Regions from separate parts of the Mus musculus genome. Here all the other regions are linked to region 1. The links are chromatin loops, found by intact Hi-C in ENCODE. Cell type or tissue: heart. All regions are shown on one strand. Region 1 holds the start of Dcun1d4 (DCN1, defective in cullin neddylation 1, domain containing 4 (S. cerevisiae)). Region 2 overlaps Sgcb (sarcoglycan, beta (dystrophin-associated glycoprotein)). Region 3 holds the start of Ociad1 (OCIA domain containing 1). Region 4 holds the start of Sgcb (sarcoglycan, beta (dystrophin-associated glycoprotein)).

What was found. Hi-C counts contacts between places; a loop is a spot of excess contacts. Peaks named below come from ENCODE experiments on the same cell type or tissue, not always from the same donor. Only the 100,000 strongest peaks of a DNase experiment are listed, where the experiment ranks them.
Region 2: it touches region 1 in a loop (3-fold over the local background); 8 of 42 quality-filtered maps call a loop at or near these places.
Region 3: a loop joins it to region 1, with 2.8 times the contacts of the local background. A loop is called at or near these places in 2 of 42 quality-filtered maps.
Region 4: a loop joins it to region 1, with 2.7 times the contacts of the local background. A loop is called at or near these places in 8 of 42 quality-filtered maps.

The regions. Positions count from the first base shown.
Region 1 is chr5:73,487,390-73,495,389 of GRCm38, reverse strand. Dcun1d4 (DCN1, defective in cullin neddylation 1, domain containing 4 (S. cerevisiae)) reads right to left here and starts at 4,364. Exons shown (of 11, transcript NM_178896.5): 1 at 4,199-4,364. The coding sequence starts at 4,223. In heart, CTCF peaks have their summits at 4,283 and 4,494; DNase peaks (open chromatin) are centred at 2,849, 3,489 and 4,519; H3K4me3 peaks cover 3,438 bases; H3K27ac peaks cover 3,290 bases.
Region 2 is chr5:73,633,450-73,641,449 of GRCm38, reverse strand. Sgcb (sarcoglycan, beta (dystrophin-associated glycoprotein)) reads left to right here. Exons shown (of 6, transcript NM_011890.5): 3 at 582-767; 4 at 1,470-1,661; 5 at 1,936-2,067; 6 at 5,752-8,000. The coding sequence ends at 5,955. Among named protein-coding and RNA genes, the nearest start is that of Lrrc66, 5.0 kb to the right of the region's middle. In heart, CTCF peaks have their summits at 3,542 (motif pointing right) and 7,897; no DNase peak of the experiment used is centred here; H3K27ac peaks cover 275 bases.
Region 3 is chr5:73,287,654-73,295,653 of GRCm38, reverse strand. Ociad1 (OCIA domain containing 1) reads right to left here and starts at 2,860. Exons shown (of 9, transcript NM_023429.4): 1 at 2,678-2,860; 2 at 1,307-1,369; 3 at 648-728. The coding sequence starts at 1,364. In heart, CTCF peaks have their summits at 1,257 (motif pointing left) and 3,076; a DNase peak (open chromatin) is centred at 2,873; H3K4me3 peaks cover 1,858 bases; H3K27ac peaks cover 1,826 bases.
Region 4 is chr5:73,644,177-73,652,176 of GRCm38, reverse strand. It overlaps Sgcb (sarcoglycan, beta (dystrophin-associated glycoprotein)), which reads left to right and starts at 4,440. Exons shown (of 6, transcript NM_011890.5): 1 at 4,440-4,502; 2 at 7,696-7,905. The coding sequence starts at 4,464. Spata18 (spermatogenesis associated 18) reads right to left here and starts at 797. Exons shown (of 13, transcript NM_178387.3): 1 at 505-797. The coding sequence starts at 591. It overlaps Gm34902 (a long non-coding RNA gene), which reads left to right and starts at 323. Exons shown (of 2, transcript XR_377025.3): 1 at 323-404; 2 at 709-1,197. In heart, a CTCF peak has its summit at 4,734; DNase peaks (open chromatin) are centred at 826, 1,386 and 4,476; H3K4me3 peaks cover 3,030 bases; H3K27ac peaks cover 1,312 bases; H3K27me3 peaks cover 3,882 bases.

The DNA.
Region 1 (8,000 bases):
TCTGCTCTGCCAGAGTGTATCCTCGAACTGTAAGCCAGAATAAACCCTTTCTTCTTTAAGTTGCTGTGGTCAGCTACTTGATCACAGCAACAAGATAAGTATTGCATACACAGACTCTCCCTTCCACTTCCAAACAGAAAAAGATGGGAAGTATGTAAGGTTCCAACCAAGGTGATTAAAATTACTGCAGCTTCATTAACCAAAGGAACTAAATCAACTAACTAGCTTGGGTTTTCTATTGCCTTGACTAACTACAAAGCTAGGGCCATATACACAGCCTATTTCCAACACATGGAAGTACCCTGGTACAACCTCAAGTCTAAATGTCCCTGGGAATAAACACTTACCAAAGTCACCAGGCTATTAAGTACCAGGTCCTCAACCGACAGACTGCACTTTGCTCCTATGTCAGCAGAATTACTAGCTATTAATTAATAGCTACACTTATAAGGATGACCATGATGATAATTAAGATGAGAGCAATGCAAACATCAAAACAGGAAGAAGGAAGGAAGTTACGGGGAGGAGGGATACCATCAAGCATTAAGTAGGGGCCTTCTCTAAGCCAATGTGGAGAATAAAAAAAAGTCACTGTATACAAATCCCCAATAAGAAGAGGAGAGAGCTTTCGTCTTTGGCAGTTACAGACAAGACTGTGATGACTATACGGTTGTCAACTTGACTACATCTGGAATTAACTAAAACCCCCAAACTGAGTGGCACACTGGGGAGTGATTTTTGCTTAATTTTAAGTGGGAAGATCCACTTCTATTCTGGACCTTTGAGGTGGGAAGACACACCTCTAATTTAGGCCAAGCCTTCTGCTGGAATCCTAATATAAGGACATGGAAGAAGGAAGCTTTTGTTCTTTGCCTGCTTGCTCTTGCCTCAATACCAAGTCCATTCCTTCACTGGCATTAGAGCCTACTTCTTCAGGATTCCAGTACATACCAGCTGAAGCATCTAGCCTGAACAATTACTGGATTCTTGGACCTTCCATACATAAGACAGCCATTGTTGTATTAGCTAGACTACAGCTTATGTATATATGTGTGTATGTATAAGTCCCATGTATGTATGTATGTATGTGTGTATACACATATATACACATACATATGTAAGATTTATATGTATCTATACATATATACATACATATAGAGACAGATTCATTCTATAAGTTGATACTGAGAGGACCTTTATACAACTACCCCTACCAAATCCTTCCAATACAGAGTCAAAAATCTTCAATAAAACTTTCTGAACTATTTAAATGCATAGCTAAATCCACAAGAAAATATAAGACCTAGCCAAGGGCCAAAATGCAAAGGTCGAAAGACGAGTAGTACAGGCTGACAGTGCCTAGGGCTTTGGGGCTTATGGACTAGCTGGAGGACTGTGTGAGGAAGGGCACTTGTTCTTCGGGATGTGATGAGAACAAATGAAAGGAGAAGAAATGCAGACTGATGTTTTCTTTAGATCTTGAAGATCTAAAGAGCACATGCTCCCCCCCACCCCACCCCACCACAATCACTCGGCAACAGCAAATCCTGGATTAAATACTTTGTTGGAAAATGTCCATACTCTATACAAGACAGTTCTTAGAGATTTTACTGCAGGTGTAAGTCAAAACAGGATAGATATAAATTGTTTCCCTAAAACATATTCTCACAAGTTTCTCAGACCTTATTTCAAAAGCCATCCTGTAAGGTCTGGAGAATTAGGAGTGCTTATTGCTCTTGCAGAGGATCTGAGTTCCATTCCTAGCTCTCAGTTGAGTAGCTCACAAGCACCAGTTCTAGGGGACCCTTCATCTGCTCTCCATTGCATCTATATGCATGTACACATACACACACACACACACACACATCTGCTCTCCATTGCATCTATATGCATGTACACATACACACACACACACACACACACACACACATATATATATATATATATATATATACTTAAAATAGTAAAAATAAATTTAAAAAAACATTATCAAACACATAGACAAGTTTAGTACTGTCTTAACTGTGTCAAGTCGTTTCCAAATATTAAAACTCGCCCTCAATATGTTTACCGCTGGGTTATTAAAACACCCCTCCAATAACCATTGCGATTATGGATGTTTCATAGTATCCATTACACCACACAAAAATAATCTTATAGTCCCTACATTTGATTTAGGGTGATCACCAAGGAGAACTGGCAAAGGATGCCCACAAACTAGGAAGACCTGTAATAGTCCAAAGGGAAGGACTTTACAGCCTCATTCGCTTCACTTACATAAAAGTTAAGACATCACAGTTCCCCTTTGCTCACCTTTAGGATTTCATTGCAGGTTCTGGCATGAGACTACTTCAACCCCAAATTCCACTAAGCTGCCATTCTTGATTCGCTTCCAAAAGAAAAATCCCCTAACTCTTGGACAAACCAAGTAGCCCAAGAAATACCCAGTGCAGTTATCTGTATTTTCTTCACAAGGGATATTACGAATCTCTACTTAGTTTCCATACTTATGTAAGGCTATATACTTCACTCTAGACGTCCATACAATGAACACGCTCTAAATGTTCCATGGTAAACGTTGCTTTAAAACGAACGTGTGCAGGATGATTTGAGACTAAGCTTTCGCTCCCCAAGGCAGATGCAGGGGTAAATTATCTTGGAGAAAGGCCAGGGCTTGGCCTGGGCTTTCCCTCTGCGGTGGACACTGTCCCAAGGAACCCAGGCATCTCCCGGGAGAGAATGCATTGAGTCTCCGCGGCATAAAGCACGAGTTAGTCAAGCAAGGAGGGTCCAAGGGGCGCGCTGAATTCTGGGACTCGTTTCCACAGTTACCCACGTGCACCCAATCCAACCGCGGCCCAGGGCGGCTGGGACTACAAGACCCAGAATTCCACGAGACTGCCTTTCCCTTTACACCGGCTCGGGGAGCCAGACCCTAAAGGAAACCCCTAAAGCACCCTCCCGGTGCTTCGGGCGGAGGTAGCTTCTCGCACGCGCGTTGCTATGCCTCCAAAGCGGCCCTCCGTACAAGGTAACAGGTCTTGACGCATCAGCCTCTACACCTGATGGCCAGAAATTAGAGAACTGCGTCACACACTGCCAAACCTACGGACCGCCGGGGACCCCGACAACCTCTTACGCCAATTCCTCCACCCCGCTTCCAGGACCCCTGCGGGTCGAGTCAGCTCGCAGACAGCGGCCTCCCGGTCCTGTAACCCCAGCCCGCGCTGACCTCGCTCCCCGTTGCTCGCCGAACGCGGAGGCTACTGCCAGCCTCGGGACACCTCCCGGGTACCCGGCCCCGCCCCCTCTCCTCAGTGCACCCCGAGGCTCAATGGTGGTCCCCTCCTAGGCTGGAACCGGGCCTCTCCAGGGAGGAGGCGCCTCCCCCAATGGACAGTCCAACGCTCCCCACCCCGCCCCAAGAGCACCGTACCCGAAGATGACAGCCCTCCCAGTCCCCGCTTCTCCCCACCTACTCTTCCTCCTAACTCACTCCGCACACCCTCCCCGACCCCTGTCCCAGCCCCCAAACTGCACAGCAGTCCTATCCGCCATCCACTCCTCCGGGGACCGCCTGTCCCAACACCTGCCCCCCAAGCCCTCTCCCCACTCCCGACCGCCGTCCCGCACACCGGACTCCACAACTCTCCCATCCCACCGCGGCGTCTCCCACTCCATGGCCCCCGTTACATCACCCCCCATCCCCTCACCGGCCCGGCCGCTGCCCCAGCTCCCCACCCATTGTTCCCGCCCCCGCCCCCAGCCCTCCTTCCCATTGTCCCCGCCCCCTCTCCCCTCGCACTCCCCCGCCTTCCCCGGTAGACCGTACGGCTCGGGCCCCGCAAGCCTCACCCTGTACTCGGACCGCAGGCCCTCTCCCTGCCCGCTCGTACCACCCCCGACCCCAGCTGCCAGCGCCCGCCGCCGTCTCCACCTCCGTGCACCACCGACTCTCGGCCCCCGGCCTTCCAGAATGTCCCCCCTCCCCCAACCGCGGAAAGCCAGCCAGTCCCCACCCCCTCCCCGCCGCCCCTGCCCCCGCCCCAGCCGCCCGCAGCGTCACGGCCCTCGGACTCCAGGAGGGGTTCAACCCGCTCCCGGGCCAGGGACTCCAGCGCGATCGGAACCGGAGAAGTGGAGAAGGGAGCGCAGGAGCGGACGCGGTGTGCGGGCCCGCTGGCTCTGTGCTACTCACTGACAGCTGCAGCATCCGAGTGCATTTTCGGGCAGCTCACACCCGCCTGCCGCCCGGGCTCCCGCGCTCCACTCGCGGTCCCCCTACCGACTCCCCAAACCTTAGCTCGCAACAGAGGACCGCCGGCTTCTTCTCCGGCCCGCCCATCCCGCCCTTCTCATTGGCTAGACCCCAGCCGGGGGACCGCCCCTCTTCGGCTCTCATTTGACCGAAGAAGTGCTGGTTGCGCCGCCTGCAGCTGGCAAGGAGGCCCCGCCCCCTAGACTGCAACGTGATTGGCCCCGGCGTCTCGCCTCCGACCGCCCCTGGTGGAGGCCACTGTTCGGAGCCGCAGGTTGGACCCAACGGCTGTCAGTCATTCAGGGGTCCGAAAGCGCGTGGAGGGGCGAGACTGGGGAATTGGTCCACCTTGACCCTGAAGCCCCGCCCTGTGGCGGGCGGATCCTGGAGCGGGAGACCAACCGAGAGCCCAGCCGAGAACCTGGGTTAAGCATCCGAAACAAAGCAGCCTGAGGGACCTAGAGCCAAGCTCCAGCCCACAGGGACTGGTGTTCCCTGGGAGGCCATCGGCCAGATCCCGCTACTGCCCGCGCCCGGGTCCCGCCGGTTCTCCTCAATCGTTTCCCATTGCGGAAAATTAGAAGAAGAAAAATATCTCCGCTTTCCTCCCCTTTATGCCACAACCTTTCTGTCCTCAACTTTGGAAATGCGCCTCTTTTTCAGAGTCAATTATTCAGAGTCATGCGTTACTTGCGCCAAAGGTTTCGAATGCTTCAGGCATTGAACGTCAGACACCTCTGCGGTCCCCAGACAGCGAGAGAAAAACCTAGTGCCACATTAGGCTCTGGGGTCAGCCTGACACCAAGATAAGCCAGGTCCCCTGACTATAAAAGTCTAAGAAACATAAGTCGAACCTGGCCAAACCGCTGTTTAGCAGAGGGAAGCGTTAATGGGGTTGTGATTGTTAAGTGTCCTAAATACTGCTTTTGTTGTTTCTTGGAGTTTTTCAGTACTTGAAAACCAGTTCTCCACAATCACAGGTAATGCAATAACGCTGAGATGTGCGAGGGTGGGCGCCCCGCCCCCACCGCAAACACACACTCCATGTCCAAACCTCGCTTGCCCCAACCACAGCCTGGACAGCCTGTAGATTCCGCCACACGCACTGGATGATATGACCAAAGATAACAAAGGGGTCCTGCGTTAGGATTCTGAATTCTACAGCCCAGGCTCTTGAGTTGTAGAGTTCTGAAATCCGGACAAATGTTACAAGCGCAAAACAGCTTACAGTCCTTGTTATCTACATCACTGTGTTTGTTACTGTGATATGTTCCATCTCATCGCCCTCTATTTCTCTGTAATTAAATTGAATCCCAATAACGCAATCTTTCATATTTGTCATTCAAATGCATATGATTCACTTCATCAAATTGCAAAATATCAGAATTGCATCTGAAGACAAGAACTCTTCATAGAGCATTCTTTTGGGTCTCCTTAACAGGACAGAGTCTTAGCCAAGTCTCATAAACAAAGGAAGGTACTTGTAGGCTCCTGGGTTGGGAGCTTCTATATTTTTTTAAGTGCTTATTCTGGGCAAAGTCTTTTTGTGTTCATTATTCTGTTCCTGATTTCAGCCTAATATAGTAAGAACTACAGTTTATTCGTGTTTCTGAGACTTTCTTATGTATAATATTTGTTGTGTTTGAGTTTTGTTTCCCATATTATTTTGCACAGAAAAGAGGTTTACTTCTTGGTACTTGTAAATTAAAATAAGCCCGTGATTTATATTAGTTATTAATCTGCTATATTGATTTATCTGCAGCAAACTTTATGGTTGTGAGACTATTAAACCTAAAGGACCTGCTGCCAGTTCGCTTTCTCCCTGCTCTCAGCACTTCCTTGACACATAGTATCCAGGAAAAATAAATAAATAAATAAACAGAATTCTAACCTATGCTGGTTCTCAGCTGTTTCCACTAGGTTCAGTCTGACCAGTTTCAAGTAAAATACAGATTTACCCAGATCGGGGTAGGGGGATAGTGTGTAGGTTCCAAATAGTGGCCTCCACCAAGGACAGTCAGAGGCAAGGTGTCAGGGCCAATCACAGTCCGCTAGAGCTAGAGAACTGAGAGGAAGTACTCTTTCTTAGTCGGCTGAGCCTCACTACTGCACAAGTCTCATGAATAATAAAACAACTAAACGATGCTCTGTGAATATCATCCAGACATTTCAACCATCCATAAGAGTATAAATCTTCATGGTCAGGGAACTTGTTATGACTGTTTTCAGTCCCCCGGCACTTAGTGCAGTGCAGTGGCTTCCAACAGTGGACACTGATTCACTGTTCCTAAGAGTGAAGTGGGTGACGACTATTGGGGAATTTTATATCTGAAAGGAACCTCAGAGATTCCAAATCCAACTTCCTCATTATAAGAATATGAGACCGGGAGTTCAAAGGAATTAAGCATCTAATCCAAGTTATCGAACTACCCAAGGACAAAGCAGTATTTAAAAACTCGAGTTTCTGGCTCCTTGTCTACAACTCTCCATCACCACGCTGGTCTAATGAGAAAATCCAAGATTCCTGAGACAGTGCTCTCTCCAACTCCTTAAAAGTTCTACCACACTAATACAAATTCTATTCTTCATATTTGGAATATGGCCTTTTCAAGGAATCATTCAATAAATAATGTTATTTCCATTTTTTTTCTCATTCGATAACTTTCCCAAATAGCAAGGTCCCCCTGTAGAGATGTTTACTGAAATACCATCTTTTATATTTAAATCTGGGGGCAGCGGGTAGTGAATGTCTTGAGACTCAGGGGTGGGCAGATTTGAAGGGATAGCATTGCACTTGGTTATGGTTAAAACATTAACAATACGAACAAGTCACAAAGTGTATTGGGGTTCTCTAGAGTCACAGAACAGGAATGTCTATATTTTAGTGAGAATTATTGGTATGACTTGCAGTCTGCAGCCCAACTAAGCTAACAATGGGCAGCTCTTAATGGAAAGTCCAAGAATCTAATAGTTGTTCAGTCCCACAAGGCTAGGTGTTTCAGCTGGTCTTCTGTATAAGCTGGAATCCTGAAGAAGTTGGTTCCAACTGATGTGCTAGCAAGTAAGTGCACGCAGGCAGAGAGAATAAAAAAGGCTTCCTTCTTCCATTGTCTTTATGTAGGCCTCCAGATTAAAGGTCTCTACCACCATGCCTGAACCTAAGGTTTTCTTTAGTTGGAACTTGCTCTGTCTCGGGCTGATCTTGAACTCACAGATCTGTTTGCATCTGTCTCCTGGGATTAAAAGCATGTACTCCCTTGTCTGGGCCTAAGCTTTTCTCGGCCACTATGTCTCAAGATCCAGACCAAAAGCCTGTGTCTTCCTGCCTCAAGATCTGGATCACAGGCGTGCCCTCCATTTCTGGATATAGTTCATTCCAGATATAGGCAAGCTGACAATCAGGACCAGCCATCACTTGGAGTGTTCAGTGGAGCCTGACTTACCTATTTTGTTAGTTGAGAATTTGATGGAAGTCTAGTGAGAGAGAGACAATAGCACAGGTTTGGGGGTTTAAACATTTCCTCCCAATATCACAAATCACAGTATGTCTGCTTGTCCCATGTACACTAGGCTTGGGATACAGAATTGAAAACAGCATAGCCCTGGAGACTTACATAGGCTTGAACCTGCTTAGATTAGTAGATAAATATGTCCCTGGTAAGGCTTGAAGTAAGAAAGGAAAACATAGCGTGTTGGAATTCATGTAACCTTTGATTCCAGAGAGAGCATGTGAAACTCCTCA
Region 2 (8,000 bases), 150 kb before region 1:
TTTGAGATTTAGTTCAATTTATCAAATAAAAGAAAATATTGAACTATGAAGACAAATTTTTAAAAAAGAATTAGAATATAGTGTTTGACGGTATGATGGTGAATAAAACTTACATGGTCATAATCAGTAAATGCTGAACATAGATTTGACGGAATGTGTTTGGAGTTGATAGAGAAAAGACATAATGGTGAGCCCAGATTCCCATCTGCTAAAATAGATAAGGCAGAGAAAGCCTTACTCGGTAAAGGAAGAAACACAATCTACATTATGTATGAATATGGAGACAGAGTCTAGATGGAATAGCTTAAATTGCTGAACATGGTTGGTTGTCCTTGGGGAACCAATGAGGGGAGAAGAGGAAACAGTGACACTGCCATTTATGATGGGCCTTCTGGCATGCCTAGCTCTCGACTGTGTGCTTAGGGTCTTGATAAAAACATCCTCTAAGAAGACCACCAGGTAGTGTGTCCATCTCACTGATTAAACACGTCCAGAGACCTCACACACTCAGAGAGCACTGCTGGTTGCTTCCGGGCGTGTCTGGTGCATGCCTCGTAAGAGCAGATATGCCTGTCTTTCAGATTACACTTGTCATCTGGGCGGTGATCCGCATTGGGCCAAATGGGTGTGATAGCATGGAGTTCCACGAGAGCGGTCTGCTGAGGTTCAAGCAAGTGTCTGACATGGGCGTCATCCACCCGCTTTATAAGAGCACGGTGGGAGGACGGCGGAATGAAAACCTGGTCATCACTGGCAACAACCAGCCAGTAAGTTTCCACACTGGGGGCAGTGTGTGGAGGAGGGGGGCATAGACGGCAGTTCTCGAGATATCCTACAGCTGAAAGCTGGAAATTGGTGTCTTCTCTTTTAAAATATGCATTAACACACAAAGTTATCCATATTCATAAGTACTCGACAGTCAGTAATATTGTTGGCTTTATAACCTTGCTAGAGTTAGGTATGCAATATTCCAGATCTTTTTTCCAGGAGAAAAACTCACTGGTGTAAGAATTTGTAGGTCACAGTTTTCTTTTCCAGATGACAAAGCCATTGTAAGAGCTGCCTCCCAGGTCAGAAAGCCTAGGTTCTGGGAATCAGAAAGAGAAATGCTACTCGGTGGCAGACAAGGCCCGGTGCTGCTAAAACACAGCACTTAGCCAAATGAAACCTCCAGGGTGTTCCATACCTCCGCCGTGACCGTCTTAGGGCCCAGCCGTGTTCCCTGTGACCTGTGCTGTTATACAGGGGGTCATGTGTGAGCAAAGGACTGTACAGACCTGCATTTTAAAGTTGTATATCATGCAGAGTCTTATGAACAGGTGCAGCTAAAGGGACCTGAGGTCTGGCTCTCACTGTCGCTTCAGGTTCTGTCCTTACTGCTCTGTAGTTCTCTTAAACCCAATCGGCTCCATCACTTTGTCTGTCGCATCCTTTGAGAACAGACTCACAATGAAGCACTTTTCCCCAAGATTGTCTTCCAGCAAGGGACGACCAAGCTGAGTGTTGAAAAGAACAAGACCTCCATCACCAGCGACATCGGGATGCAGTTTTTTGACCCAAGGACACACAATATCCTGTTCAGCACGGACTATGAGACGCACGAGTTTCATCTGCCAAGTGGGGTGAAAAGTTTGAACGTTCAGAAAGCATCGACTGAAAGGGTCCGGTTCATTCTTTTATCAATGCTAACGGGGGATTTGTCAGCAGCTACTCCCTGGGGGAGGACTTAGGCCACCTGACAACCTGACTTTCAGACCATTGGAGGGCTGCAGCCCTGGCCTTAGCCTGCACACACACTAATAAGTCCTCTCTTTGTGTTAATCCCCACAATTATAAGCCTGCCTTGCATAGTCCAGAGTTGAGACACCCCCTTCTCTATGATAACGATTCTCTCATTACCCACAAGCTCGCCTTAGCATGTGCTTTCATTTTTAGATTACCAGCAATGCTACCAGTGACTTAAACATCAAAGTCGATGGGCGTGCAATTGTGCGAGGCAACGAAGGCGTCTTCATCATGGGCAAAACCATTGAATTTCACATGGGAGGAGATGTGGAGTTAAAAGCTGTGAGTATTTTTTCCTGTGTGAATTTAAGATAATTAATTTTGGAATAGTATATAATTACATGTGGAGTAGTATGTGGAAAATGATTTTTTGTCATGATGAGATGTTCAAAATGGATTGTGAAATGAAAGAAAATTATAAAATAATTTATAAGATATTTCATTTCTTTCAGAGCATGTGCAGTTTATAAAATCTGGAAGAATAGAGTAAAATAATAATGTTTAGCTAAGAGTGGTAGAATAACAGGTGATTTGATTTGTAAGTGTGCTTGTTTGCATTTTTATGTTATTTTAAAAGGAGAAAAGCCATAACCCAAGCAGCCCTTCTGAGAGAGAATTCTAGGAGATCTAACCATGTGTCCCTGACGTCGCTGCTGTTGTTCCACTGTAGGTTATTCCTGTTCGTTTCCAAGCTTTGTGACCAAAGCTGTAAGAAGAATACTTGAATGGGGCCACATGCTGTTATCTGACACCTGTTAGCTGTGAGGGAGAAAGTCTGTCATCACTGTGACCCCAGCTTCACAGGTCTCCCCAAAGCTTCAGTCAGCCTCCTACTTCATACAGAGCAGCTGCAGCCTGCACCCTGCTTACTGGCCTGGACTTTCAGCTAGAATGGAGTTACCCGCTTGCCTCTGGGCACCTTGCTCATCTTGCTTCCCTAGGGCTGAGGAAATTTGTGCTACCAAAGAGCATAAGGCACTAGCAGCCTGAGCACTTAGAAGTCATTCTCCCCTATCAAAATAAGTTCAGTGTTATAATTCGTAGAAATAATAAACCTTAGGAAGGAAAGTAGGTGTTTCACTTTGGCAGTTCCCCAACTGTTTAATCCCATCTCGGGATGATAAGATGAGCATAAGCTATAACTCCTGCCAGAGGCGCCGCAGCCGCCCTGAGGAGGTTTCCACGGCGCTGTGGTAGGGCGCTCTCTGAGGAATGACAAGCAGCCACGCCTGAAGCTTGCAGTTGACACTGAAGGTCAGAGAAGGGAGGTCTGAGGCCTTTGTGTAGAGAACGTGTGTGAGTTACCTGAATCTTTCATTCTGCCCTCCAGAAAAGTCTTGCCCCACTCCACCTTGTCAATGTGACAGGTCATGAAATAGTCTGAAGTACCCATACCTACTAATTTCTAATTTGTATTGAAAAATACTCAGCTTTGTAAGTCAGTTGGTATCGATCATTCGAGTGCAAGCTAATCATTAGCAATAATTTTGCCGCACTACTTCCTAAATGTTAACTTTCACTTTTATTTTAATTGGCATGTAATATTCTTACTTCTGTGGAACATTGTATGTTTTGATGTATGTGCACATGATCAAATTAGAACAGGCAGCATGCACATTACCTCAGATATCTTCTAAGGCTCTTAGACAAAGAACATTCAAACCTATCTCTCCTGACTCTTAGTGCACAAATACTGTTAACACTGGGTACTGAATGCTCGGCAAGAAATATTTTCAAGAAAGTAAAACTAAATGACCACAAGATGGCAGCATAGAAACAAAATCTGAAACAGCCCTCACCACTGCATCTCCCACATGCAACTTTCAGAATAATATTGAGTGCTTTGTTCTGAAAATTTGCATGTTCTGCCAGTAAAATCCATGCTGGTATTCCAAATTAAATAAGCTCTGGAATATGAAATGGTTCCATTCCAAACGTTCCAGGCAAACGCCTGTACATAACAGTGACCATTCTATTCTGCCCTCTGACAGTCTTAAGCCCCTCCCTAAAGTGACGACCCCCATGCTTAAAACCTCTGCGTTGGCCTTTCCTGTTCAGGAGGGTTCTCTAGTCCAGCTGCCTGCCTCCTTTCCCCACTTCCACACCCACAGGCATCTGAACTCCTCAAGTGTGACATCCTGATGTCCTGGCTCCTCAGCAGACGTGCATTTCTATCTGTGCTCGGCCCAACTGCCACTGGCAAAGCTCAGCTCCACCTGAAGGGCCCTGCAGCCCCCAGCTGCTTCTCGCCAATGCAGCTTCTGTCTGTGTGCAGGCTATTGCACTTCCCAGACTGTTGGAGCAGCCTGCTGGCTCCCTTTTGCTGTTCGCCCATTAGATACGAGCTGCTTCTCTACCCAGAAACTTGTAGCCACCGACATTTTCTATGAGATGGAGTCTCACCTGCACCTTAGGCTGGCCTGGGCTCAAATCCTCCTGCCTCTCAAGTGCTGGATCGGAACGCTGGGATATAGATTTGTGCCACAGCGCCTGCTTCAGACCTTTTAAAAAGACCCATCTCTATCACCCTCTAAGTGAGCTTCCCTTCCAGATAAAGCCCTAAGTCTATCAGCTCAGCCCCCACTATTTATAGGTCTGCCCCCACTATTTCTTTGTCTCACATCCTTCTGAGCCCCTTTCCCTTAACTTCTGAGCGTCCTGTACCCTGAACCTACATAAGACACACCCTCACTGTGGCCTCCACTGGCGAGCCTTCCCTAGTGACCCACATGCCCCACTCACTCACACCTCCACTTCTGTTGGGATGCAAACGACTGTCTCTGGCACCTTGTGTAAACTGCAGTCCTCAGCCACCCACCCTCTGTTCACCCTGCTTGTCTTCCCTTGTAGCATTTATGCCCCCGCATGCCCTAGAGTTTCCTGTGCTGACTTATTATCTGCCTCCCTCCAGTGAACAGCACTCTATAAGAACAAACTTGGCTGTTGAGCCCATGTTCACTGTCATCGCCCCAGTGCCTAGGATGGCGTCTGGCAGGTGACAGCATTTAGTCATTATTTGTTAAATGGGAGAGAAGAAAGGAGAGGAGGAGGGGGGGAGACAAGAAGAAACTTACTAGTCTCTTGGGAGGCTGAGATGGCTCAGTTGGAGAAGTGCCTCCAAACAAGCAAGGAGACCTGAGTTCAGAACCATCCATCACACACCCAAGTAAAAAGCCACGCATGACTGTGCCACGAGCCTGTAATCCTGCTGCTAAGGCTGTAGAGGCAGACGGATCAGACAGAGTAGCTGACTTGCCGAGCTCCAGATCCAGTGAGAGAGACAGAGACAGAGACAGAGACAGAGACAGAGACAGAGACAGACCTTGCAATAAGGAGTATGATAGCCACTGACAAAGGCATACATGTTCAACCTCTGAGCTCCATGTGTGCACATGCTCACACAAATGCTTGAGAGCGCGCGCGCGCGCGCGCACACACACACACACACACACACACACACGGTCTTAAGAGTGTACAGATGAGAATGATTCTGTAGCTATGAGTTTAAATAAGAAACCCTCAGTTTTTTTTGAAGGCCTAGTCTGATAAACTACATAGTTTTAATATTTAATTGAATTTCTACTAACTAAATTTAATTTCCTATAAGAGAAAAATACTCTTCTCCCCCAATCAATATCAACATCAGTCAATAAGTAAAAATTCTCTGGAGTCAAAAAGTGAAACTTACCCAAGACTTTGTCACTGTGCACAGGCTGTGATCTTGACTCGTGCTGGCGTGCTGAGTTGTAGGTTTGTGGATGTACAATATGGGCTGACTGGGCGAGGGGTCGCCTTTGAATCCTTGTGTGTATTGTGACTTTGCTGTGCCACAGTTGGTTTGATCATGGCTTTACTCTCTGACTGCCAACTCCTCCTCCTGCTAGTTCCTAAGTCCTGTCTAGTTTAGTGTCTCTCTTTCGTGCCCGCTGGTGGATGTGACTGAACCATGTTACTGTGTTCCCATAGGAAAACAGCATCATCCTCAACGGCACGGTGATGGTCAGCCCTACGCGCCTGCCCAGTTCCTCCAGCGGGGACCAGTCAGGGAGTGGTGACTGGGTGCGCTACAAGCTCTGCATGTGTGCAGATGGCACACTCTTCAAAGTACAAGTAACAGGTCACAACATGGGCTGCCAGGTCTCAGACAACCCTTGTGGGAACACTCATTAGACGGTGCATCCGCAGGGCTCAGCGCGCTCAGATCTGACTTGACCTTCCCCTTTTTAAGAATGCATGTGAACCATGTTTGTACAGCGTTTGCCATAACTTGTAATTATTTTACCTGGGGAGCACCACTGTGTCTATTATGTACTCTCCATATTTAAGGGATCTTGAGTGCCTACATTCTAATACATTTTAGTAAGTTGCACTGATACTCAACAGTTCTCTAAAACAATGATGAGAAATTAATAAAATAAAATTAATCTTTGAAGTGTTTTTAACATTCTACTATATCTTGTCCTAGAGGACAAAGGGCTGAAGTGGTTGAGACACTCCATCAGTAAGCCTTGGTCATTCTAAGGGAGAGATCCACTAGAGATGTTTGGAGAGACAGGGACACTGTGCTCTGTCTTTGGTTTTTAAAAGGGAAGGCACAGATTTTTAATGCATTAACCCAAAGCTACATTTTCACAAACAAGTCATTAAGGAGCTTTCCATATATAAGCTTGTAAGAAACTATGTTTCCTTAGTTTTGCACTAAAGAAAATACTGTCATGGTATGTTTACTTGAAATAATGATACATGTATTTACGGTGTGTGGACGTTAAACGCAATCACAGTTCTCACTCTCGTGAGCAACAGAAGCCATCATCATCAGGCCTCTTCTTGCTGAGCACTGTCCTGGGTGCGATACACTTGATCTCTCTGACTCCCACTGCACCTCTCTAAGCAAGGGCTTCGATCCCAGCTTTACCCATCAGGAAACTGAAGGTCAGCGAGGTTCAGGATGCTGCCCCATACTATACAGGGTTGGGAGTCAAGTACAATTCCAACCCAGGTAAACCTGATTCCAAATGTGTTTCTGCCTTTTTTACTATCTACACTGAATTTTCAACTATTTAAAACTCTCAAAGAATGGGAAAAACCTAATCCTAATTCACCTAACAGGTAAAAAAACAAGCATGTGTGCTACTCTAGTTAAAATGCCAATGCTAGAAAAACATGACCAATCACTGTCAGACTTTAAACTCTCTTGAGCCAGTTCTAAGATGTCATTCAATAGACAGACCAGCTTGGTCTGCTTGTCATGTGGGAGTACCTGAATGAGTTATAGAGAAGCTGGCATACTTTTCCCTAAACCCTGGGGAAGCTCAGTGGAAAGGGGGGAAGCTAGGCCTCAGTAGGTCCTGCTGTCCAGAGGTTGTTCCTCCTGTGTCCCATACCAGCATCACCCTTTAGAAGAATTCTGTGTGTGCCTAGAAATTAATATACACGAGAATAAAGGGTGCTAACTGGAAAGATGACGCAGGTCATTTTAGCTAGGTATAAAACCTTGATCTCTGCTCCTCACCTCAGTCTCATTTTAATTAATTACAGCCCTCAAGCCAGTTGATTCTTAGTACAGTTTATACTTGATTTAAAAGGAATTTCTTGGTATTACTAAGAAACATGGGATTGGGGATGAAGAATAATGCATAGCTCCAAAGCAGACAGTAGGGAGGCACCATGGGCCTAGCTACAGAGAAGGATGTTGGTACTCTGTCATGGTCACTTAGAACTGTGTGGGTAAAAAATGAGCACATAAAACAATTCGTGTTCACTGTTGTCACAATTCTGTCAAATGAAAAAATGAAATACCTTATAGACTGTGAACTCAGGCTAAGGTGAGAGTTGACTGGAGACCAGACACTAAGTGCAGATTTTAGATGTAAAGAAAGAGAGCAATTTATACCTCTGGATATATTCAAGTATTGTTTAATAACTAAATAATGCTCAGAAAAATCACGCTTGGAATTCTCATGTCCATGCTCAGTGTATTTTTAAATTGTACATTTGTTTCATGTTCTATTTAAATTTGTTTTGAGAATTTCTTTAAATAAATATTTTTACTAAATCCACAGAACCCTATATTACAAAGTATTATTTACTGAATACAATTCATGAGAAAAAAGTGTATTTTTACGTCTGTGGGAAACACTTGTGTTTTGATACATCTCCATTGAGCACTTTGAAGTTTGAGCATATCCTGCTGCTCTGTAAAGCGCGTGGTTACT
Region 3 (8,000 bases), 200 kb after region 1:
CTACCGCGTAACACAAGTAGACACATTTAACACCTCTAAGTCTTAGTTCCTTCATCTCTAAAGGGAGAGAACTTTACTAACCTATTTTCATGCTATTACTACTGACAATTTCCTTAATCTCTATTAGTAATAACCACAATATCCCAAAAGTGTCCCAATATAGTCTATAAATTATACTTTCAAACATGCATTTAGGTCAAGTTTGTAAGTGAAGGTTTTGGATGGAATTATGCTAATTAGAAAAAATGATGAGCCAGAGCTGGAGCGATGGCTCAGTGGTAATGTGCATGAACTGCAAACACTAGGCTCTGAGTTCTGATCACCAATACACATCTAAGGAGGCAGAGACGGAAGATCCTGCGGGCTCATGGCTGGCCAATTTAGCCAAATGATGGAAACTCCAGGTTCAGTGAGAAAGATGGACCAGGTGTTGGTGGAGACGCACGCCTTTAATCCCAACATTCAAGAGGCAAAGGATCTCTGTGAGCTGAGGCCAGCCTGGTCTACAGATCGAGTTCGAGCACAGCCAAGGCTACACAGAGAGACCATTTCTCACTGCCTTCTTCCCTCTGCACATGCACATACACAGGTACCACAGAACCACCCAAGAACATTCTTTAAAACAGTTCTTAGACAGGATAACTCACATCTGAACCAGAAGCACTCTTCATGGCACTCTGCAAAGAGTCTCCACTCCTCCTCTGTCGGAATATAACCGCCTCCTATGTCTTTTAAAGAAAGATTGGAAGTCATTTTCTCAAAAGCCTAAAAAGTTAGCTTTGTCTACTAATAACAAGAACATTTAAAAAATAAAACTAAGACAACTGGCTTGTCACTTATTTTTAAAATCAATTTTGACTTCCTACAGAATTTATTCTTACTACCCACTAGTCAGACAGGCAAGACACGGTGCTAAATGAAAATATGTAAAACAAACCCCCACCCCTGTTCAGATAATAAGAAATTTAGAGACAGTAACAAGAGAATATTTAAGCTGCGTGTGTGACTATGTCACACCCATAAGACCAGCCCGATTTCTGTTACTCAGGCAAATAAAATGTCCTTACCCAGAAAGTGTTACAAATTATAAATACTTAATATGGAAGTTACCAGGAGGGGCTGGAGAGATGGCTCAGCAGTTAAGAGCACTGACTGCTCTTCCAAAGGTTCTGAGTTCAAATCCCAGAAACCACATGGTGGCTCACAACCACCCATAATGAGATCTGATGCCCTCTTCTGGTGTGTCTGAAGACAGCTACAGTATACTTACATATAATAAATAAATAAATATTTTTTAAAAAGTTACCGGGAATAGGTCTTGACACTTGTGCATTCGGTTCTCGAAAATCAGCCCTCCCATTCATAGTTCCTGTATCAGAAACATTTATATCCAAATATTACAAAGTATCAGAATAAACCCCCCTAACCAGTCTACCTGTAAATCAACAAATATTTACTGAACATTAAACATTTTTACAGTTAGTTGTATTTTACGTGCATGGTGCTTTGCTTGTATACACTAACATGCCTGGTGCCTGAGATCAGATGACACCTGATCCCCAGGAACTGGGAGTTCCAGATGGTTGTGATACTGTGATAGGACATGTGGGTACTGGAAACTCTGCAAGGGCCAGTGCTCTTACCTGCTGAGTTATCTCTTCAGGCCCCGACTTTTACATTTCAACTACCTGACATAAAAAAATAACTGAATGAAAAAGGGTCATAAACATATCTGAACTAATTATTCACATTCGACCCTTTGATTGAAAAACGGGTACATCAAAACAATGGAAAAAAATTCCCTTCTAAGGCTAGGTTATGTTATTTCACATTATTCTGTACCTTGACTCAAAAACAAAACAAAAACTACAACCATATCCAAATGATTAGGGAAAAACCTCAAGTCACTTCTAGGTTTCCAATTAAAACGAAACTGCATTGTATCCCCTAACTCAGCAGTCAAAAAATAATGACGTCACATTTTCTGCAGGTAGCTACGCTAATGGCAAACTTCCCTGTACCAGCCCAAGTAATCTTCAAACATCTTAAATAAATTTTAAAATCCAAGAGCAAATATATTCTTTCGCCTTCCTTTAAACTTAGACCTCAGCATTTCAGACAAAATAAGGAGTACGTCTTCGCTGAAACAAACGCATCGCAGTATGACTTACTGGATGCCAACAGCAAAGCACCTTTCTGTAATTCGTTTAGTCACTAAAATCATCACCTATTGCATACCTATATCCCTTCAAAGAAAAAGGTTTCAGAAAAGGTAAACTGAACTCTTGGACAGATGAAGCATTCAGAGGAAGCTTCTCAAACTGCAAAACCCTACCAAAAAAGAAAAAAAAAAAAAAAGAAAGAAAGAAAATCTCGTCCCCAGGGAGGCTGGAGGGCAGTGCGACCTGTCTGATCACTACAGCTCAAAGCTGTAATCATAAAGAACAAGGCTCAAGCGAGGCAGTAGCCGCGGACGCCAGCACTCCTGTCCCTGACCTGCCACCCCACCTCGGCCATCGCGGCTTTCCCCACCCCTCCATGCAGGTCTCCCGGTGCCCGAGTCACCGGCGCTGCAGCAGAGCCCAGGCCCGCAGTGCGACCGGACACCTCCGGGCAGGAAAATGGCGGCTGCGGGCGAGGGTGGGAGACTGGCGGAAAGCCGCGCCACCACACCCACCTCACGATGGAGGCGGCAACGCTGGGAGCAGGACCCGGGGTAGAGGCCGGGAGAGGACCCCAGAGACAGGCACAGCGGACAACGCGGGAAGCGGGGAGGGGAAAGAGGGCAGCTTCCAAGCGATCGCCAAGATGTCACCCACACACGAGCGCCAGCAGGCCGACACCCGGAAGCAGTACCCTTGACGGGAAATGACGTCAGGACAGCGCTGGGAAACAGCGGCGGGCCAGTTTCTCAATACTCACGGATGTCGATCACGCCCCGTCCAACTAGTCCCGCCCCTTTCACCGCCCCCCACCCCGCCCCAGGCCGCGGCGCTCCAGAGCTGCACTGCGGCTGCGCGAGTTAAGGCCTGCAGCTCAGCTCTGCCTCTAGGTTCGATGCTCTTGTGACATACCCCAGAGACTGTTCAGTGACAAGCCAGTAGGGACATTTTGGAACCCCTCCATCCTCAAGTCCCCTCCTTATCCCATGACTTTCCTTGGACTTCCCTAATTTTAAGATTTACAGAAATTTTCTTATGCTTTAAGCCTCTAGGCTAGGTAGTGAATTTTAAGCGTGAACTCTTAAGTTAACTGTCAGAACCTCCAGTCTAGTGTCCGATTGATTCTAACACTAGAGTCAGGATACACTCCAACTCGGAGACTCAGAATTTACTCATCTGAATAACAGAAATAATGTGTGTTTCACAGTTTTGGGTTAAAACAAGTCTGAAAAGGAGTTTAGGCTCTGGGGCTGTATTACCAGGAGACTATATTTTAATGCTAGGAGACCAACTTTTCGTCAGAGCTCAGGCTGCCACTCCTAACCACCAACTATTCATTTCTTACACTGATCCTAGGCATGTTTACTGAGTGCGTATACTGAACCAAGTCCTGAAAGTATATCGTTGATACCTCTGATAGCTCCAGCCCACGAAGTTATGAACTCCTATAATTGTCAGACTTCCCACCATTCCTCATTTCATATGTTTTTCACTGGTTCTATGGCATCCACGAACTTGTCTGTATGCTTATTTAAGAGAGAAAGTCATGTAAAACATGAATCCGGAGTCATGGCTAGACCTCTATGGCTCCTGAACCCCACACTAAGGACGAACTCAAACATAACTTGGGTGAGCTCCAAAGCCTTCCTGGAAGCTGATGCCCATCCAATGGAGAAAGGCGATAGGATTTGTTAACCATCTTAGACCCTTGCTATGGCACCAGGAACGTGGGGATCACCAGAAATCACGGAACTTTAAGCTCAGCTGTGAAAGCCTTGGGTTCCATCCTTGTGATCAGAGCAGCTGTGGTGTACCCACTGGAGACCCTCAAAAGATTGCTTCCACGAACATGCCCTCCTGAAGAGTCAAGAGCTCAGAGGCACATCCTTTTCTCAAAGGTACAAAATTGAGCATATATGCTTGGGAGAAAGATGTATTAAGAGGCATAGCTGGCAAGCTGCCCATGATTTGGAAAGTAACTTTAATTAAGCTCATTAGTTCACCAAGCATGACTTGATGGAATTATTCCTTCCATTTGCCATTGTTCTTTGAGAGGAATAGAGACATCCCTGGAAGAGTCTTTAACAAGCACTCTTTCAAATATCTTCATTGAGCAAATAGCCAAGGCGGTATCAGCCCAGCTTTACCTGTTAGATATTACTTTTGTTTTTCAGAAGTCACTTTATTTGTTTTTAAGTATTTATTTATTTTTATTTCTGTGTGTGGCTGCATGAGTCTATGTGTACCATGTATACCCCCACAGGTACAGGAACTGGAGTTACGGGCAGATGTAAGCTACCTGATGAGGGTGTAGGAAATTGAACCCAGATAATCTGAAGGACAGTAAGTGTCCTTAGTTTCCAAGGTATAGCACCAGCCCTGTTAGCCTGTTAGACATTACTGTGAAACCATTATTAAAGGAATATGTCAGAGTATTCCTTAATTCATAAAAATTCAAGCAATCTAATGAATTTCTTCTTGACTTCAGTGACATCAAAGTTTCCCTTTTTAGCTGCACTCTTTTTTTAATTTTAATTTGTATTAGTGTGTGTGTGTTACAGCACTCTGTGGAGGTCAAAGGAGATTTTTCCAGGGTTGGTTCTCTCTTTCCACCTTGGGATCAGGGGATCAAACTCAGGCTGTAAGACTTGTGTGACTGCCAGGCAGTGGTGGCGCACAACTTTGATCCCAGCACTTGGGAGGCAGAGGCAGGTGGATTTCTGAGGTCAAGGCCACCCTAGTCTACAGAGTGAGTTCTAGGACAGCCAGGGTTACATGAGAAACCCTGACTGGAAAAAACAAAAAACAAAACAAAACAAACAAACAAAAAAGACTTGTGTGACTTGCTAAGTCATCTCCTCAGTGCTGGATGGATTTTTAAGATTTAAAATTGCAATTATTATTGTTGCACTTGTGTGTGTGTGTGTGTGTGTGTGTGTGTGTGTGTGTGTCCTGCCTATGTATGTGGAAGGGCACACTTACCTGTACATACATGTTTAGAGGCCAGAGCTTGACTTTGGGTGTTTTTCTCTATATTCTTCATCGTTTAAAAATAACAATTATTCAATGTATCTGCAGTTGTGTTCTATGAGGGTAAGTATTTTGCCTTATCAGTTCTTAGAAATCATTAGAAAGAAATCACTATAAAGTTCATAGACTATGCAATTACAAGACAGAGGTCTACTATTTACATGCTTTTGGCAAATTATGCATTTTGTGTTCTTTTTCTGGGAGAAAGAAAGGAAGAAAGCAAGAAAGAAAGGAGAGAAAGAAAAGAATTAGAAGTCCTTTTGAGTGAGAGCTCTATACTAATGCAAAATCTGGTTTTTATTTGCCTACTAATGAGGCTAGGAGGTCTGTATTGTTCAAAAAAATGCAATGTCATAGAAGCCAGAGTCAAAGACTATCCCCGAAAGGAGAATGTGGTCAAACCAAATGTTCATAAGGACTGTGAGTCAGCTACTAACTGCATCAGTAAGGTTATTTATAACGTTTCCAAGTATTATTTCATTCAAATCTAGATTATAGGGTAGGGCAAAATAAATCCAGATTATAATGTACTAGGAAAAGAACAGCCAGTGCCAATGTGTGGAAAAGTATTGATTAGTCTTTCCAGAAGTTTAGCTCTTTGAAGAAGGCATATCTAAATGGTAGTTAAGGGAAAATATGAGAACTCAGTGAAGGGTAGCTTTTGTTTTATAAACCTGTACAGACTTGGCTTTGTTCACAAACATAAACTGCAGGCAAAGAGAAGGGATTGAAAATGGCGGGAGGAGAAGGTGAGGGAGGAAATAGAAGGTAGACAGGTACTTCATGACCGTATCCCAGTCAACCTACAAGGTTCTGTGCGCTCACCCAGACGTTGGACAGACCCCTGTGTCTGTATTTCCAGCAACTTTTTGAGAGCAGCTAAAAAGGAAAAAGATTTACAGCGAGTAACCGTGGGGTGGAGCATACCTGGCTATTGCCAAGTAACTGTGGGATGGAGCTTAGACAAAATGCTACCTGAAGCCAACAACTGACTTTCTTGTAGAAGCAAGAGAGAGCTTCATGGAAGGCGCTGCTGCAGCTGCAAAAACTGTCCAAGAGAACCCAAAGCTCAGGCTTCACACTGATTCCATATCTGACTCAGTATAGCTGGGGTGGGTTGCTCTAGCAATGCAGTGTACAGCCCCCCTTATTATTGTGCCATTCTTGAAATATAGAATTCATATAGATTCATGGTTCCTTTGGGTTTTCATAATACTTATGCCTGCTGATAAGGAAAAAGACTTTTGAGTTTCTAAACGTTGGCAAACTGCCATTTTAAATATTCGATGGTCCTTGCATTTACCATTTCTGTTGGAGAGAGCCACTGAGGAATGAGACTGCGCTTAAACACTATTAATCAGGAAGCTGGAGCAACAGCTTGCGGGATACAGAGTTACCTAGAGTCACATGTGGCTGTGGCTGTGAGGGCACCTTCACACTCGTGAACTCAAGTGCACACGGGCACGGATACTGCACATATGTAAGTGTTCTAAGAAGAAGCCATTTCTAAAAGACAATGTAAGCCTTCTTATTTTAAAAACATCTCAGTTTTCGTCGATTGTTTGTTGATATTCCTTGGTTTTTATTTCAACGTCAGTGTGTTGGGTGTTGTGGTCAAATATGAATCTGTCCACTTTGTTATAACCACAAAGACACAGCTCTTATTCAAGTCTTAGTGAAAGAGACTTTCTTCCACATCTAAGAGAGTCTGGATTTCAGAGGATTGTTTTCACTGTAATATGTATTTGAAAAGAAAGATTTCTGAATAACAGTTGTCTTAGAGTTTTACTGCTGTGAACAGACGTCATGACCAAGGCAACTCTTATAAGGACAACATTTAATTGGGGCTGGCTTACAAGTTCAGAAGTTCAGCCATTATCATCAAGGCAGAAGCATGGCAGCTGCCAGGCAGGCATGGTGCAGGAGGAGGTGAGAATTCAACCTCTTATACCAAAGGCAAACAGGAGAAGAAGGCATTCAAGTAGTTAGGAGGAAGCTCTTAAAGCGCACCCTCACAGTGACACAATTCCTCCAACAAGGCTACACCTCCAAATAGTGCTGCTCCCTGGGCCAAGCATGTCCAACCACCACAGCCGTGCTTCCAATAGGACAGTTTGATTTTCAGACAAAAGCTGGGAGAGGAAAGGAGAAGACATTGCATCCCCAGGAGGTGGCCCCACCTGCAGGCCTTAAACTGTCAATCTGCTACAGACCCATCTCTCCACTCTAGACTTCTGGAGCTGTGATACACATCTGCTGTGTCTCTTCTACTGTCACTTATAGAACCTCCCGGAAGCTGTTAAATGAATGAGGAGAGCCAGAGTGCAGCTGCATGAAGCTGAGTTTGGATTTTGCATCTGGGTCCATCCCAGTCCACAGAAACCCGACTATGAAATGAGAACCACCAAGTGAATTATTCATGTCCTAATGCTAACTTGTAAGAGCATGGATCTCACTCAGTTTGTGTGCCTGGAACTTTAAGATGTATGTATGCACAAAGCTTAACAATGTTTAAAATTCAAGTCCACTGTCAATATCTAAGTAATCATTTGTGAGTTCCTCATTTTTATTTCATGTGTTATTGTTGTTTTGATTTTCGAGGTGGAGTCTCACATAGCCTCAGCTAGCAAAAAAATCATGATGTAACCAAGGCTAGCCTTGAACTCCTAGTCCTCCTACTTCCAATTCTCACATGCTGAGATTATGGGCATGTATAGGCATGTATGATCACACCTGTCTTACATGTTTTTTTAATTTCTCTTTTGTTTGTTCGTGCTGGAGATTCATCATAGGGTGTTATGCATTCTA
Region 4 (8,000 bases), 160 kb before region 1:
TCGAAGAGAGCCAAGTTCAACATGCAGCTGTTGAAACACCGCTGAAGTGGCATTCATGAAGTTTGGAGTGTGCTTCTGAGTGTGACAGTGTGCTGGTGACACAGTAATTTCTTACAAAAGCCTTGCCAGCACCTCCTGGAAGTTGCCCTGCTACCCTAATAGCCATGCTGACCAGCGGGCAAACAAAAAGTGCAACCTTTACAAGTGCCCCTTTTCCTTAATAGCACCCAGGTGTAGGGAAAGTTCACTCCGGGAATCCCTAAAAAGGGAAGGAGGGGGGAAGGTCCTGAGAATGGGAGTGGCTGGCAGCTCTAAGCTACCCTTCTGTTGCTAGGGCCGCGGGTGTCCAAGGTTACCGAATACTGGTTAGCGCTACGGCTGGAGTCACCCCACCACCGATAAAGGTGGGGCTTTCTTCTTTGACCTGGGTAGGAGTCTGAGATCCCCGTTAGGGTCCCAAGAGCGGTGGGGTTGTGAGCCCTAGGATCTCCCACCCTGACTCACGTTGTAGTCGTTCACCCAGTAGGTGACTTTATCCTGCAGTGCTTGTAAAGATTCGCTTTTGGCCAGCTTCTTCAGGCTTTCTGCCATCGCGCGCTTTTTCGCGCTTCCGACTCCGGGAGATCTAGTAGTAGAGGGGACGAGGGAGTGGGTGGCTTAGGCTGAACGACGGGGTGATGTAGCTTAAGGATGTTATCTTCCACACAGGCTCAGAACGCGGCTGGAGTGTCCATCCTCCCCCTCGGGTCGGACCGGGCAGGTCCCCCCTGCCCGGCGCGCTGTTCTGGCTCCCCCGCAGCCGCCTGCCGACCAGGCCATAAATACCCCGGCGATTATTAAACAAACCTTGACGTGGCGGCCGGCTGCCAGGGACCCGGGGCTAGCGTCGGAGCAACGCCCCGCCCCCCACTCCTCGCTCCCAGCCTGGGGACCTTGGGGACCCACCCCTACCGCGACCTCCTCCCACCCAGCGCCGTGGCGTAACGGGCCCGAGGCGAAGGCACAGAAGCGTCGAAACTCCGACTTGTGCTACCCTCTGGAGGACACCCAGACCCTGGGGTGGGGGGCTGCTGTGGGACCCTGCGCTGGGAACCGCAGGGCACCTAACCCGGGGCTGCACCCCGTACTGGGTGGCAGTGCGTACGTAGGAAAGCAAGTTAACTTCATGAAAATTTTGAGTAGACTTTTTGGCAACCACTTCCTTGGCCCTTTCTTTATTCCTCCACCCATAGTGCCTTTAATTCTCCATTTGTGAAATTGGGACTCCAATGTCCGTTTTTTACTACTTTCATTTTGGGCTTTGTGCCCTCCTCCTCCTCCGTGGGTCTGTCCGTTGGTTTGTACTGTACAGAAAGACACACACTACCGGGCGGGATCCTCGCCCTGACTTCCAGGTCTTCCTCAGCACGATCAGGTGCAAGCCTGTGTTGTGTGGGAAGTGGGGGTGGGCGGGTGCCATGACACTCGTGTCTTACTGTTCGCTGTGTCAGGGACCTGTATTGCTGTTCAGAGGAAATCTAGCCTCTGTTCCATTTGCACGAAATTGCTTTTTAAAACGGAGTTGCTAGGATTTACCAGTCCGAGAAGTGGTTGTCATGCAAGCTCGAGGTCCTGAGTGGATCCACAGGAGACATGGGGAGGTTTTGGGGGTTGTTTTGTTTGGGTTTCTTGTTTGTTTGTTTGTTTTAAATCCGGGCACTGACACAGGAGATTCCCTGGGACTGATGGCCAATTGGTCTAGATGATTCCTGAGCTCTCTGTTCAGGCAGAGATCCTGTATCAAGAAAATAAGGTGAAGAGATTAAAACAATATCTGGCCTCCACACAAGTACAGAGAAAGGGGGAAGGGGAGGGGAGCGGAAGAAAGAGGAGGGGAGGGGAAGGAGAGGAAGAAAGAGGAGAGGGGAGGGGAGAGGGAGGAGAGGGGAAGTGAAGGAAGGAAAGGGGAGGGAGGGGAAGGAGAGGAGAGGGAGGGAGGAGAGAAAGGAGAGAGGAGAGGAGGAAAGGAGAGGGGAGAGGGGAGGGGGGAAGGAGGAAGGGAAGGGAGAAAATTATGGTAAAAGCAGAATAATGCAAGATAAAATCCTGAATATCAAATGGGTGTCATAGTGAACTGGTATAATTCCCGTTAAAATAAGACTGCTGTGAGAATTAGAGACATTGCAAGCACACAGCACCCTCCAAATGCATCAGAAGGGAAAAAACTTCAAAACATCATTAGACATGACGAACACTACCCTTGTGGTTAATTCTGTGAATTGGTTCTCATTTTAAAAAATCATTTATTTATTTATTTATTTATTTATTTATTTATGCTCCGTATTTTATACCCCTCCCGGTCCACCCTTTGACTGTTCCACACCCCACACTTCCTCCCCAGCCCCACCCCTGTCTCCACGAAGATGTCCCTACCCTCTCCCTCCCCAACCCCACCAGACCTCTAAACTCCCTGGTGCCTCCAGTCTCTCGAAGGTTAGGTGCATCTTCTCTGACTAAACCGGGACCCAGCAGTCCTCTGCTGTATATGTGTTGGGGGCCTCATATCAGCTAGCATATGCTGTTTGGTGGTCCAGTGTCTGAGAGATCTTGGGGGTCCAGGTTAGTTGAGACTGCTGGTCCTCCTACAGGGTCACCCTCCTCCTCAGCTTCTTCCAGCTTTTCCTTAATTCAACCACAGGGGTCAGCAGCTTCTGTCCATTGATTGGTTGGGTGCAAATATCTGCCTCTGACTCTTTCAGCCGCTTGTTGGGTTTTTCGGAGGGCAGTCATGCTGGGTCGGAGGGATGGCTCAGAGGTTAAGAGCATTGGCTGTTCTTGCAGAGGACCTGAGTTTGGTTCCCTACACATGTTTGGTGGCTCATAACTGTAACTCCAGTCCTAGGGGGTCTAACAGCCTCTTCTGACCTCCACCAGCACCAGGCATGCAGGTGGTACATATACATATCTGCAGGGAAAACATTCATACACGTATAATATCAAATCTTAGAAAACAACAGCAGCCAGAAGAAGACACATTGGCAATGAGAACAAGTGGGTGACCTGTCAGTAACACCTCAGCAACGAGGAATCCAAGGAGAAGAGACCCATCTTCAGACAGTCAAGGTCCATCTGACTTCAGAAAAATCCATTATTAAAGTACCTATGTGGAGACATGTTAAAAAAAAAAAAAAAGCAAGGTGGGGCTTCTTATCTGCTTAGAATCTGGAGTGCCAGGCAGCTCTGGAAGACATTTAATAAGTTCCATTATTGTGAGTGATTGAGACTGACACAAGGTTAGAAACAGAGTAGCGCTAATCAGAGTATGGGGGCTCTGAAGAGAATGTGACATTTGGTGGGTTCTTGGGGGACACAAAGGAGTATAGCTGTCAGAGAAAAAGGAAACGACTTGAGCATAGTGAATAGTGAGGCACAGGAACCCAGGAGCAGTCAAAAGCCTTATTGTCAAAGTTGATAAATGGGACCAGAGCCAAGCTATTACCCAGACACCGCCGACTTTCAAACCTGTGGGTTGTGATTTACATAGTCTTCCTGACTAAAACGCAGGTTCGTCCCAGTGATAGAGCCAGGCAGTTTTAGCAGTTGGGGAAGAAGACAGGACCAGGCAAATGACCACATAGATACAGCTTATATCCGAAATCAGGCATGAGAGAGGGGGAAGGTTGGGAGACATTTGCTGTGTGTCAGAGTATTTAACTCCACAGCCAGCCAGCCATCAGAAGTAGGCGAAGCAGGGAAGCTGAGTTAGAAAAGCAAAATGACCCAGTACCTGGAGAGAAAAAGCTGAATCAGACATCTCCCTTGGGTGGCCTAGGGTAGTTTGTAGAAACTACTCATCATCTGAGGAGTTCTTGAACTTAGGATGCTACTCATTCTATTGTTTTCAACTTAATCAGTGCAGAGAGCAACCAATGTGCACCTGACTGTCTCCTGGTGCTCACTGTGAGTCAAGTTAGGTTCCTAAGGACCTAATATAGTCTCCAATATTAAATGGACAATCTGCCTCTAATGCCTCAAAGAAAGTGCCAGACTTGACTTCACAGGCTTCCAGAGGAGTTGAGGGGGAAGAGACTAGTTTGATTTAAGCTACCTAAAGTTTCCACTTGATCTGCACCCAAGTCTCACCCACCAGTACACTCAAATACTCCCTTGCAGTTTGTCACAGCTCAGGACAGGACAGTATCCCAAGACGGGGAGTTGATATAAAGGTAAAGGCATGTTTTGGATTTTGAGGGCGTCCTTTCCGAAGAACTTGAGGATGCCCCAGAGATCCTTGCCACACCCATGCAACCCGCGGGCGACTTACGGTCGTGAGGGACCGCCCTGCAAGGATGTGAACCTACACAGAATCTTGCCCACTCTGGATTTCTTTCGGGGGAGTGGCGAGGGCGTGACAGGGCGTGGCCATCGAGGGTGTGAGCCCCACCCCAGTGCCAGAGCGCAAGCGCGGGCTGCGGCGGGCCAAGATGGCGGCAGCGGCGGCGGCGGCGGCAGCGACCGAGCAGGTCTGTGAGCCTGCTGCGGCCGGCCGAGGGATTGGGAAGCCGGGTGGCCCGGGCGACCCCACAGAGGGCGGGGACGACGGAGGGCGCGAGGGCTGGGCTGGCGGAGCGAGGCGGCAGGGCGGGGCCGCAGGGCGGGAGCTGTCCGCAGCCAAGATGCTGGCGAAGGCCGGGCTGGATCCTGGGCAGCGGCTCCCGGCCGGCCAGAGAGCGGAGCTGTCCCTCTGCGGGAGTGACACGGGTCATGGCCTGCGGAGCCTGCGCCTGGACGTGCCTCTCCGCAGCCAGAAACCATGCGGATAAAAATAACGTCAGTCGGGGCCGGGAGGCTGACCGATGCCAGCCAAGTGGTGGTCAGCTGTTGCCTGGCGTGGATCGTGGCCAGGTCTTGCTTCTGCCATTCCCCGCCCACTGTGGTTTCTCGGAGATTCAGATACTAATATAAAACTGACCCGTGTCTAGTGGGTTTAAGATTACTTTTTAAGAAATGCGTTATCAAGTGTTTCCTGGTCTTCGTTGTGAGCCTAGAATAGTTTAAAGGCTTCCCTTCAGATATCAAGCTGTAACTTAAGCACGCACATAAGTGTGTGTGCGGGTGAAGTGTGTGAACACATGCTCGTGCAAGTAGTTGCTAAAGTGACTTATTATAATAAAAAGCTATTTTTGTAGTCACTTCTTTATTGTTGTTTCCCTTTGCAAATAACCAGTAAGCTGGTTTCTCTTTAAAAGTTTCATTTCTTCGAAATCACTGCGGGGAGAAAGTGAATGAGTGAAATTGATATGCAACGGGGGAATAGTTTCTTAAGTGGCTAACATTTTAGCGACAGACCTATTAAATATTCGAGGACTCATTCTAGGGGGTATGAAAAACAGACCTGAAATCTGCTAAACAAGCACGGAAATCCTCTATGACAATAGGCAAGTGGACTTGTTGGGAATGAAGCCATTCCTTGGTTTTCCTAGTTTACCCCTTACAGCCTCTGGGTTAGAGGGGTCTCAGTTCTTCTGTGCATGCATCTTGATGCTCTGAGCTTCTATTCTACCGGAAAGTTACAGTGGTCTGCCCACTTGGCTACCCTAACCAGAGCCGGCCTGCCTGAAGAGAGCTAAGGAGAAACAAGCATTGGGCTTAATGACCAGCTTCCCTCAACTTTATAATTCGAACATGAAAGGTTGCTTTTTGTGTTTGGGATCCCACTAACTTTGTAATCTATTCTGTTTGGGAGTCAGGGTAGGCCCCCCGCTGTGTCAGTCACTGGGTCCTGGCACTTCTGCCCCTTAAAAAAGCTTCTCCCCCAGCTTCATCAACAAAGGAAGATGTTGGTATCTTCTTCCCCAGCTCCTCTATCCCAGGTCTCAGTTGGAGCTTGAGTCTGCTTCAATGTAAATGTGTTCAGGAGGGGCTGGCAAGATGGCTTAGTGATAAAGGTGACAGCCACCAAGTCTGACAACTTAGTCCCTGAGTTAAGTCCCGAGAACCATCTTGGTAAAGTGAGAGGCCCAACTCCCAAAGGTTGTCCTTTGACCTCCACACGCTTATATCATGGTGTATGTGCCCCTCACACACTGAATAAAAGAAAAGAAAGAAACGCAGAAGAGGAGGAGGAAGAGCTTGGGGAAGGAGGATGGAGAGGAGATGGAGGAAGAAGGGGAGAAAAATTAGGAGAATTAGGGAGGAAGAGGAAGATGAGGGGGCCACCAGCAGCAGCAGCACAGCACTTGCAGAGGCACTGCCCCAGGAAAAAGTTCATCTCACATATGGTGACACTTTTGCCGGTTACCACATCTTCCACTTCACATGTCCCTCAATGTGTCTCTCTCGCCCACCCTAGTTTATCTCCTCATTACCTCAAACCTCCATTACCACATTACAGGCAGGAGCCTGCCGACCTCTGTAAAGTGTTCACCTCGTGTTCAACATGCTGAAACACACAGTAACCTCCAGTGACGCCCAGTTAAACAGAACATAAGATTAGAAGAGCCTGCACCCTGCTGAGAACTGGCTCAGCCCGGCTCTTCCTTCCACTCTCCCCCAGTGTTGCCATATCTGACCCACCCACTCCTCTCATTTTCCCACCAACTCCAGGGTGTCCCCACTCTCCCGTTTGACCTCTGTGGCATGGGCACCCTGACATGATAGAGTGCACGTGCCTTGTAACACAACGCAGGTCCATAATGTCTACAGCAAAGGATCGTGTCCTCCTCTCTCACGTCCAACTTCTGTGTCAGTGCTTAAGTATGATGGTTCTTAGTACATTGTCTTCTACAATAAGTGCATTGCCTCGGAGCTCTGAAAAACGCGTGCAACTTGGGCAGTAACCATTCCTGCAGGCCCCTTTGTGTTTCTATTACATAACACGCTTGCTTAATGACACTTACGGTCAAGATCGGAAGTTCTCAAGTTTTGTTTTGTTTTTTTTTTATCCCAGACTCTATATATCCTCTTAACTATCTGTTGGTATTTACCATATTAGAAACTAACCTGAGAAGTTGTGAAAACAGAGGAATGCCTGAGCAAATACTTCATTAACTCTTGGAGTGATGATGTCACTGTAAACGATGACATGGCCTCTGGAGACACCAGCGTTCATTCAAAAGAGTGGGGGAGTAAAAAAAAAAAAAAAAACAAATCTTATTGTTGTTTTTTAAAATGTGTCTGACATTTCAGACCCTGAAGAGAATTCAGTTGACATCCCTCCTAAACATACATCCTTGTGCAACTGCCCCTGAACACATCAAAAATTACTGATCTAGAATGATATAGGCTTTAACCCATTGAGTTATAAGTAGCAATCTCTGTCAGCCATTGCAAAAATCTTTTCATGTAAGTAAAAAAATATATGAGTAAAAATCTAACAAATCATTAGTAAAGATGGTATCAACTGCAATGTGTGTATACATGTGTGTGCATGTGTGTATGCACTCATTAGTCATATTATCCACTGAAATGTGTGCATGTGTGTGTGCATCAACTCTGCCCAGAAGTGCGCTGTACCCATATTGACAGTAGGATGACCAAAGGCAGAGAGAAAGTGTGCTATATGACAGTAACACTGAAACCTGCAATTCAGTGTGACTTGCAACTTATTGATGGGACATCTACCAACAACCAATTCAGCTTTCTTTAATTGTGAATTTGAATTTAATAAACTCATGAAAAGGAGACTAGAGCTGTTGCATTCTGTTTTGTTTGTAGCAAGGGTCCAACGGGCCAGTGAAGAAATCCATGCGGGAGAAGGCTGTGGAGCGGAGGAATGTTAACAAAGAGCACAACAGCAATTTCAAAGCTGGATATATCCCCATCGATGAGGACCGGCTCCATAAGACTGGGCTGAGGGGGCGAAAGGGCAACTTAGCCATCTGCGTGATCGTCCTCCTGTTTATCCTGGCCGTCATCAATCTACTCGTGAGTATGTGACACACTGTCCTCTCTCTGGAGGTACCTTGGAAGAAATTTTTATCTTTTTGCCATGAGGTCATAGATTCTGCTTACATACTCTG